Regions from separate parts of the Homo sapiens genome. Here region 1 is linked to region 2. A link is a contact called in ENCODE POLR2A ChIA-PET data. All regions are on one chromosome and are shown on one strand. Each heading gives the region's core, a stretch centred on a gene start or an enhancer-like site at or near the end of the contact. The rest is flanking DNA. Distances are from core to core; before and after follow the strand shown.

Region 1 (5,183 bases), core at 2,393-4,892, 3.8 Mb before region 2:
TGATGCACTTAAAACTAAAAGATTTAGTCATAAAAGTGTACTATTTTATATATTAAGTGAAATATGTAATAATACAATTGTTTATATAGGAATTTTTTAATAAAACAGAAAACAAATAAAAGGATACACTATTTTTCATGTAAGTTCAAAAAAGGCCTGGTGCAGTGGCTCACACCTGTAATACCAGCACTTTGTGAGGCCGAGGCAGGTGGATCACCTGAGGTCAGGAGTTTGAGACCAGCCTGGCCAGCATGGTGAAACCCTGTCTCTACTAAAAATACCAAAAAAGTAGCTGGGCGTGGTGGTGCGCACCTATAATCCCAGCTACTTGGGAGTCTGAGGCACAAGAATCGCTTGAACCCGGGAGGCGGAGCTTGCAGTGAGCTGAGGTCGTGCTGCACTCCAGCCTGGGCGACAGAGCAAGACTCCATCTCAAAACAAAACAAAACAAAACAAAACAAACAAGTGGTCCTAACAACTTCTGCATGAAATAAAAAACTTGTTAAGATTTTTCTCTTCTTGTGATTATCAAGTTTTGGGTTTACAGAGTTGATGTTTTCGGTGGCAGCAAGTGTCAATACAATGAAGAAACTCATATTATTTACATTTTTATAAGGAGCTTATCTGTCAAAACCCTGCTTTCTTATATTTCTTATAGCACCGTATTAAGATATTACAAACTCACGGGTTGTCTAAGCTAATTTGAATGGTTGCAAATTTCACCGTTTCAGCTGTACTTTTAGTTATGCTTAGTCTTTACTTGGACTAAGATACTAATACCAATAACAGAATGAAAATTTCAGAGCACTGAGAATGAAAAGAAAAGACAAAACAGAATATTTGTGAGCAAGACCCTGTCTCTACAAAAAATAAAAAAATTAGCCAGTCATATTGGCATGCGCCTGTAGTCCCTGCTATTCAGGAGGCCGAGGCAGGAAGATTCTTTGAGCCCAGGAGTTCAAGGCTGAAGTGACTCATGATTGCACTATTGCACTCCAGCCTGAGCAAAAGAGCAAGACCCTGACTCAAAATAAATAATGATAAAAAAATGAAACAACAGAGGAGGTATAAAAATGACTTTGCAATTATTAAAATGAGACACAGTCAATGAAGTTCAGGAAGGTTAGAATTAGCCTTCAGTATTAACCAGAGAAGTTGCTACCTGTCTGTCTACCAAGAAGAAAACTCCTCACTCAATTGCTTCTGTGCATGGCTGGGGTTGAGAGAGAGAGAAATCTCCCCTTGCTCTCTACCTGCCTGATAATAATAAAAATAACAGCGAATAACTATTAGGTGTTCTCATTCCATGCCAGGGATTGTCCTGGTGCGTTACGTGCATTGACTGATTAAATCCATCCTCACACCCTAGGTGAAATGAAAACACTTTTATATTCATCTTAGATGAGAAAACTGAGGCATCCAGAGATAAGTAAATCGATCGAGTTTACACAAAGTAAGTCAGTCATCAAATATTTATTGATCCCAGACATGATTGGAGGCTTAAACAAATTTCTGGAAGATTTTTCTGTGTGGGTTTTCCTCAGCTGTATTTCTTCTCTTCAATGAATTTATCTGCATACTGTACATCTTTCTATGTTAAAGACAGTTAAAGAAAAATGTTTGTATCCTAGTATTGACTGCTTTTTTTTTTTTTTTTTTTTTTTTATCAGATGGAGTTTTGCTCTTGTTGCCCAGGCTGGAGTGCAATGGTGTGATCTCGGCTCACTGCAACCTCCACCTCCCAGTTCAAGAGTTTCTCCTGCCTCAGCCTCCCAAGTAGCTGGGATTACAGGCACCGGCCACCATGACCAGCTAATTTTTTTTTTTTTTTTTCACTTGAGAAAGAGTTTCACCATGTTGGCCAGGCTGGTCTCAAACACCTGACCTCAGGTGATCAGCCCGCCTCAGCCTCCCAAAGTGCTGGAGTTACAGGGACTGTTGTTTTTTTACCCTACAGTGTTTTGAGTTTATTACTAGATTGCCAAAACTAAAATAGAACTGGAATTGATGAGAAATAAGTTTCAAAAATCTGAGGCTCTCCAAGTATCAATTTGCTTTGATATTTTTATTATTTTTTAATTAGAAACCATCTGGCAACATTTTTTTCTAGGAAATAAATCAGTAGACATATTACAACTACAGATACAAAAGAGGAGAAAAAAATTTTAAAAAGCTTATGAATGGGATTGCCCTTAGGATGAAATACGCACTACAGAATTCGGATGCTCGCAAATGCTGGTGGAAACTGTGAAGTCACCTGTGTACAGTGTGATTGAAAATAACTTAGAATATTGAATTTTACCTGATTCCTTCAGTGTTGTATTTTTTCAAAATGCAATGAAAGCGTTTTATCAAGAGGAAGTGGTTCACAGAATAACACAGCATATGGTTAAAGGTTCTTGCAACGTTTGAGGGAGGAGAAAGGGGAAGCCGAGGCTTCTGTGTAGCGTAAAACAGGAAACAGAAGCATCTCTAAAGTTACGGATTATATCAAATAATTCACTCAACAGAGAACTAAGGTGAAGAAACCTCTTGGGCCAACTTAACCAACTTTGCACTGTACCCCTGAGATCGGTGAAAATCTTAATAGGCTAGCAAGTAGTTACTGAATCAAAAGGACAATGACTGTGGTCATATGATCAATTCAGACTAATATGCAGTGAGTCACAAACAAAATTCATATGGACATGTGTATATACATAGGTAGGGTCACACAGAAGGGACAGCCAAGACAACAGGGTCCTTTTGTAAGCAATATTGTCATGGCAAAAGTTACCTGTAAATAACATTTTAAATAAAAAACTAATCATTAAATGAAATGATTTATTTCAGTAATTTAAAAAAATACTAAGAGAGTGCTTTGAAAAGTCTTAGAATTTTGCAGTAAAGACACACACACACACACACACACACACACACACACACACACACGTAATGAGATGGGCTACCACATTTTAAAAAATATGATTTAGGCCAGGTGCGGTGGGTTACACCTGAAATTCAGCACTTTGGGAGGCAGAGGTGGGAGGATCACTTGAGGCCAGGAGTTCAAAACCAGCCTGGGCAATATAGCAAGACCCCATCTCTATCCCCTCTGCCAAAAAAATTAGCTGGGCATAGTGGTGCGCACCTGTGGTCTCAGCTACTCAGGAGGCTGAGGTGGGAGAATCCTTTGAGCGCAAGAGCTCATGGCTACAGTGAGCTATGACAGCACTACTGCCCTCTAGCCTGAGTGACAAAGTGTGACCCTGTCTCTAAAATTAAAAAATAAAAACAAAAATAACAAAACAAAAAATAAAAGATACAATTTTTAAATGTGCTTATTTCCAAATTGCTGTGATTTTATGCAAACCATAAAGTTAGTGAAAAATTTATGTTTTGCATAAAATCAAAGCAATTTGGAAATAAGTGGGTGGGACAAGGTGGGGACACTCTGCTAAGTCAAGCTTCAGTTAGAAAAAAGTGAGAGAACTGAACAACACCCAAAAATGTTCCCCAGGACTCAAGTGCAAGAACACTTGACACAGGACAACAGAGGTCAGCACATATGAACCCAACATCCCCACTTCCATCTGTCTGTCTGGCCTCCAGCTCTGGGAGACAAGTTGTAGACTAGTTTCACTTGGATGCCCACGGGTTGGAAAGAGAGTGCCAAGTCTCTAGATTATTTTAAGTTCCCTTTTTTTTTCTACTTTGGGTGTCTATATAAGGAATGGGGAACTGCTTTTGTATTTAGGACCTACTGTGACCTAAAACCAGAGGGACAATGCAATTTAGAATTTTTTGAAGAGATACAAATAGAAAATACTCTGTTTATCATGTTGTATTAATAAATAAAAATCATGAACATTTCTTTTTAGAAACAAAAGTCCTGTGAATAGTTAGGTCAATTCACTGTCCCCTACTTGTCTTTATTTTCTCATGAATCTATCTCAACTGGACTTTTGTTTGCACTATGTCACCAAACTGTGTGCCAAGATTACCAACAATCTGTGGTGTATGGTGGCTCATGCCTGTAATCCCAGCACTTTGGGAGGTCGAGGTAGGCAGATCACTTGAGCCCAGGAGTTAGAGACCAGCCTGGGCAACATGGGGAAATCCCATGTTTACCAAAAAAAAAAAAAAAAAAAAAAAAAAGAAGCAGCTCAACCATTCCAATATTAAAGTTATTTTGAAAGAAGAGATTACCAATGATCTCTCTGTTGTGAAATCCAATGGTTAGTTCCCAGTCAGCATCTTATACAGCCTTTAATATTATTGATCACTCCCTCCTGGAAATATTTTCTTCACTTGGCTTTCCTGACAGTTTTCTTTCCTGGTTTTCCTCCTCACAGAGGCCAATGTACCTTGAAGCCAACAAAGAAGCTTACATTTCAGGGCTTCTCACTTGCAGGACCCTTCTGATGCCACATGTCTCCTCTGGCACCCCAGCAGCAGCACACAACACAACACTGTTCTGTTGCTGGGAGGTCACCTGGGTCAGGGTTCCTAGGTCTTGGAGTGGGGTCAGGCGACTACCAGCACTATCTCCACTTTACTTGGAGTCCAGCAAAAGCCCTCCCATGATGCATTTCGTGGACATTAGATCTCATGTCCCAATCCAAGGAGAAGATCTGAAGGAAACGCTCTGCTCTGCTCCTTGCCCGGGGTCACCTTGATCCAAGCTTCCTGGCTACCTTATGTCACCCCCAGCTCCAGCTCAGGATTTGGGAGGGTGGTGGGAACTGATGGTTCTGTGGTCCTGGCCAAACAGTCCAGCTGTCGCCTGGGCCTTTGGATGCCACAGGGTGCCATGTTAGTAAGAACAAAGGCTGCACTTCTCTGAGGCCTTGTTCACTGGCAAGAAGTACCGCCAGAGCTAGAAACCACAGAGGAAGTTACAGAGGAGGCATTACCATCTAGAGCTGTCAAGCAAAAGTCAACTTCTTCTCAACTCTCAATCCTAAAAATTAATTTTGATCAGCCATGCTGGAGGAGACACTAAATCATCTATACAGAAAATTGTATTTCAAATTTATTCCCTATAGGAAGAGAAGGTAAAAGAATATGCAGCCAAAAGCGTAGCAAAAATACATCAGCAAGTTATTTAATCATCATAAAGATTACAATGTTGCTTTTTAGATATATACACTTACGTGTCAATTTTTATTTTTATTGTTTTTTTTCAAATGTTTGCATATTCT
Region 2 (5,101 bases), core at 2,596-5,095:
ATGTATATAATATATGTTCGCTTTCCCTGGCTTTTCACTAAGAAACATGAGGATTTACCACAGTGTCTCTTGGGTACTCAGTGAAGGGAAAGGCATTTACATCATAGCCAGTAGTTACTGGATGCCCGATGGGATGATGCCAATATGATGACTGCTTCTCTGCTCTTTCTTCTCTGAGCCAATTTATTCCAGGAACTTTGTGCTCACTGCAGCTGTGACTATAATTGCAATCAAATTATAGTTTCTAGTGTCACACTTACATTTGCCGTTTTTTAAAAAAAGCTAGAATTACGTTACTGTCCATAGCAGGAATTTTTAGTGCAAAGAGATAATCAAGTGTTTGTAATGATTCATATCAACTGGTTGTAATATGTGAAAAGGCTACAGTATTTTTAAATATTTCTAGGGTGTGTGGTGAACTGTTTTTGAATACTATGGAGAAATATATAAGTTTTTACTAAATTAGCTTTAAAATTATGTAAATAACATATTATGGAAAATGCAGACGATATGGGTGAGACAAAATTTTTGAAATTACTATTATTAATTGCACTATTAGCCCCTGGAATCGATTTTGATGCCCTGTACGTATGCAATAAAGAATTGCCGAGTAAGAGGGTGAATAAATGAACCCCTGTCTTTGTAGTGAACACCCCATAGAAGGAAGGTCACAGCTGTTTGCATATGGAAGAAGTTTGTCAGTCAGGTGGACCTTAAGGAGTGTGTTGGCTATCATACTGTTTTGTTTTTGGTTTTGTTTTTTGCCCAGGCTGGAGTACAGTGGTGCCATAACGGCTCACTGCAGCCTCAACTTCCTGGGCTCAAGCGATCCTCCCACCTCAGCCTCCCAAGTAGGTGGGACTACAGGGGCGCACCACCATGCCTGACTAATTTTTGTAGTTTTTGTAGAGATGGGATTTCACCATGTTGCCCAGGCTAGTCTTAAACTTCTGGGCTCAAGTGACCCTCCTGCATTGGCCTCCCAAAGTTCTGGGATTACAGGCTTGAGCCACAACACCTGGCCTGTCATACTTTTTAGTTGTCAGAATGAGTTGTAAATTACATGTGGTATGATTATTAAGACTGCAATTAATGGAAGCACTAAGAAACACAATAGGTCATGGTAGCCTGGGGCTCTAATTTATGTATGCATCATGCTGAGGTCCCATAATGTCCAGATGAGGTGCTCTGCTTCTAGTGGCTGGCCCAGCCTGGCTTTCTGTAATCATGGTCAGCTTGTGAACTAACAGGTCATAGTCATTCATTTTCACTGAGATTCTGCAAATAAACAAATATGCAGACTAGAAATCAGAAAGACATTCATATTTTTTGCTAGCAAAAAACGGTTGGTAAAAAAGTGATTGCACAAAGTCTTCCAAGCTCCACTGCCCCATTGCCTGCACCTGGAACTTGGCAAGTCGCAGACCGTCTGTATCCTGCATCCGTGGTGTCCTCTGAGTGTGCATGGCCTCTCCAGTGGGCACGCCCGCAATAAACCCGGTGTCCATAGCCTCAGCTGCATTACCCTACAGGGTTTGCTGTCTTGACTCTGTGGAGAGGACTTAGTGGGGAGAAGTGCTCCTTTTCCTTCTTTCTTTCATAGCTTGGTTTTTGCTTCTGACAGTTTTGTTGTTTTTTGTTTGTTTGTTTTTGTTTTTTTCATTTATGCATAGTCATGTGTTGCTTAATGATAGGGATATGTTCTGAGAAATGTGTTGTTAGGCGATTACGTTGTTGTGTGAACATTACAGAGTGTACTCACATGACCCTAGGTGGTGTTGCCTGCCCCACACCTATAATCTTATGGCACCACCGTCGTGTATAGGCTGTGTCCTTGACTGCAGTGTCGTTATGCGGCTCATAACTATACATACCTTTCCTTCTTTCCTTTTTTGATCTTCGGTCTCTTCTAATTTCCTTTTTACTCATTCTCTTTGTGAGCCAAAAATCTCCCCTCATTATAGTTGCAAAGCATATGGCTAGTACTGTGACACTTCCCTATCAAAGGATTTCAGAGCCACATTATTTTTGAAGCAAAGTGAGACTTGTGAATGTAGTGTTCTTAGTCCCCAGAGCTCTTGAAAACTCCATAGACATGTTCAAATTATCAACTAGCAACAAAAAAAGAGTATTAAAACCAGGAGTGTTTTATTAAAAATGAAATGTATTAAAACAGAAAATTGAGCTAACAGAAACAAAACATGAAGAAACATCCCCAAAGTTTACTGTTAAATTATCTTATTTGGTATTTTTTCTTTACAAAAACAGCCCAAACCATGTTTTGCTTGAAGCATCAGGCTTCAAGAGAAGTACATGTTTCTTATATAAATTCCCATTCGTGTTTTGTTTGGTTTAATATCTACTGTTGCTAGTAGACTGTGTATTGGAAAGGAATATTTTCTAGTATTTTCTGCATTGATCCACATGCATAGTATTTCATTTACATTGTGGGCCATATAGAATTTTGCAGACTAGTTCAGAAAACCAGCTTCTATTTATAACATTGAATTTTCAGGAAAATGCATTCTGAGTTCCAAATAATGAGCTTAGAGCTTTACTTTTGAAATACAGCCCAATTGTATGTTGAGAGCTGCCTACCCTGTAAGCCAATGAAGGGTTTTTATTTTGTATGATATTTCAATATGATCCAGAAGCATCTGGTTTATCTAGCATACCATTAAAAAACAAACAAACAAAAAAAACACTGTGCTACTTAGCCAGGAGAGGTCTTAGTTTTGCTTTGACTTCAGCCCATTGTCTTTTTAGTTGGTGATAGTCTGTGATGAAAAGGCCTACTGGGAAACGTTGAGAGAATCTTTTAAAATTTTAATGCAGGGAATTTTAAAGACCAGTTTAAAAAATACTACTTAAGATTGGGCGTGGTGGCTCACGCCTGTAATCCTAGCACTTTGGGAGGCCAAGGCAGGCGGATCACGAGGTCAGGAGTTCAAGACCAGCCTGGCCAACATAGTAAAACGCTGTCTCTACTAAAAATACAAAAATCAGCTGGGATTGGTAGCACGCGCCTATAGTCCCAGCTACTCAGGAGGCTAAGGCAGGTGAATTGCTTGAACCTGGGAGGCGGAGGTTGCAGTGAGCCGAGACCATGCCATTACAGTCCAGCCTGGGTGATAGAGTGAGACTCTGTCTGTCTTTCTGTCTGTCTCTCTCTCTGTCTCTCTGTCTCCCTCCCTCCCCCTCTCTACACACACACACACACACACACACACACACACACACACACACACACACACAGAAGTTCACTGAAAACTTCAGGATTTTCTGTGGCTAAGAGTCCTTTCAATCATGAAAGTATTATTTACTTCTAAAACTTTTTGGAGGACTTTTAAAATTGTTACAAAGTTTTTTTCAAAATCCTCTTTTTACAAGTATTAGTTTCTGGGAAAAGCTGGAAGACATCTATTTTCTAGTTAAAAAATAAAGGCAAAGGATTCATTTTCTAAGAGAATTTTAATTTTATAACCTCCCAGATTAATGTCTTGGTGTATAAATGTGTATCTCATGGAATGTGACATGAGAAGCACGTCATTTGTTAGGTGCTAAATTTGTTTTTACGATTATCGATTTTATAAGTGATCTTCAGTTTGTTGAAGAATGAGTAAAACCACATAGATATTACTTTCCCACTTTAATCTTTTGGATGAAAGCAACACATTCAAAGCCAAAGGACTTAGAGTGAAATCTTAAGGTGTTTGCTACCATAATTCTAATTTGGTATTCATAAAAAATTATGTAATATTTCAAGACTTAACGTGCTCTGTTTGAATACACACATCAAAACTCTGTGGTTGCTTTCTTTTTTCCACTTGAGAAACTAAATTAATTTAAAGCTAGTTTGTGGAATATAATTGAACACTAGTTATTTTAATTTCCTTGCTACTTGATCAAGATCTTGCTCTTTTAAGCATCATGTGAAACCGTTAGTACCCACTTTCACCTGGCAAAATAAGGCATTTTACATGATCAGGGCAAATATTTTTCTGACTCTGATGAAGGACTTCTGTGCCAGTCAACACATTATTATTTTTACAAAGTTATAGTCTGTGAGTTGGAAATGTGGGTATTTTTTTCTTTCCATGTTATTTGCTATAGTTATTAATATTAATTGGAAAGTGATTGTTATTAAGCAGGTAGTGAATAGATTCACCTGCCCTTTTTACATGTGCCTCATAGAATGGCATCGGCCAATGATTAACTTTCTTGCAGAGATGTGGATGTTGGTTGTTCTGATGCTATATTGGTATATTATTCCTATCGGTATAGGACTATTAAAAACTTTCTACAAATGTAATGGGAAAATGTACGTTCGGGGAGCAAAGGGGTAGTAGGGCTTATCAAATGCAAGTGACTACTGGGAGAGTGCTGTTTCAGATGAAGCCTGCAGAAAGAAAAAAAGAAATGTAGGTGCCGGAAACAGTGCAGGGAGAACTTAAGAAGAACCGCAGTTGGGGTTTGTGCAGGCTGAAGAAAGCATTTGATGATAAGCCAGCTGCAGGATGTTGACACAGGGGCTGTGTTAGCCTGGGTGTTTGGAATTGCCTTCTGAGTAGAATTTTAGAGCTGTTCCTTGGTTCTACTTAAGTATTTGATAATATCTTTTGGGATCGATAATTTTTCAAAACAGGCTTCCTAAATTAATGCCTTCCTGCTGCATAAAAAGCTGTTCCTTTTCTTTGGTAGATTGGGAAAAGAGCATTGAAAGGTCATGGTTTCTCCCGTGACTTTTATATGAGGGTACGTTTTTCTCCCCCTGGAGTTTAGATGGCCATCATAAAAACTGGTTGATAATCAGTAAGTTATACAATATACTTTAAAGGCATTGTAGCTCTCAACATTTCTCAGATATTTATTTTGAAATTCATGGTGGAAGAATTTGTGTAATGTATTCTTTTCTGTGTTTCCCTATGTAATATTGGTAAAAGCATTATTGGGAAACAAGGAGAGTAATGAAAGTAGCATCAAAACTTATTGGAGTTAGGGGAAAATAATTAAAATGTGTTGTATTAGATTTTTTCCTAAAGATAGGTGGCAAGGCAACCTTTCCTTGGTCAAGTTTATTAGAAACCTATTTCAGACATTG

Evidence for each region. ChIA-PET counts read pairs that join two places held with the same protein, here RNA polymerase II (POLR2A).
Region 1: POLR2A ChIA-PET joins it to region 2 with 14 read pairs in activated naive CD4-positive, alpha-beta T cell. The contact joins two enhancer-like sites. POLR2A ChIA-PET finds 5 or more read pairs at or near these places in 2 of 52 experiments (activated naive CD4-positive, alpha-beta T cell and naive thymus-derived CD4-positive, alpha-beta T cell).

What each region holds. Positions count from the first base shown.
Region 1 is chr10:26,479,575-26,484,757 of GRCh38, reverse strand. The region is part of intron 2 of APBB1IP (amyloid beta precursor protein binding family B member 1 interacting protein); the gene reads right to left. Among named protein-coding and RNA genes, the nearest start is that of APBB1IP, 44 kb to the right of the region's middle. Within about 2 kb of position 3,642, at least 10 of the 41 ENCODE cell types and tissues checked have a DNase peak (open chromatin) inside an H3K27ac peak, as active enhancers do.
Region 2 is chr10:22,666,020-22,671,120 of GRCh38, reverse strand. The region is part of intron 1 of PIP4K2A (phosphatidylinositol-5-phosphate 4-kinase type 2 alpha); the gene reads left to right. Among named protein-coding and RNA genes, the nearest start is that of PIP4K2A, 46 kb to the left of the region's middle. Within about 2 kb of position 3,845, at least 5 of the 41 ENCODE cell types and tissues checked have a DNase peak (open chromatin) inside an H3K27ac peak, as active enhancers do.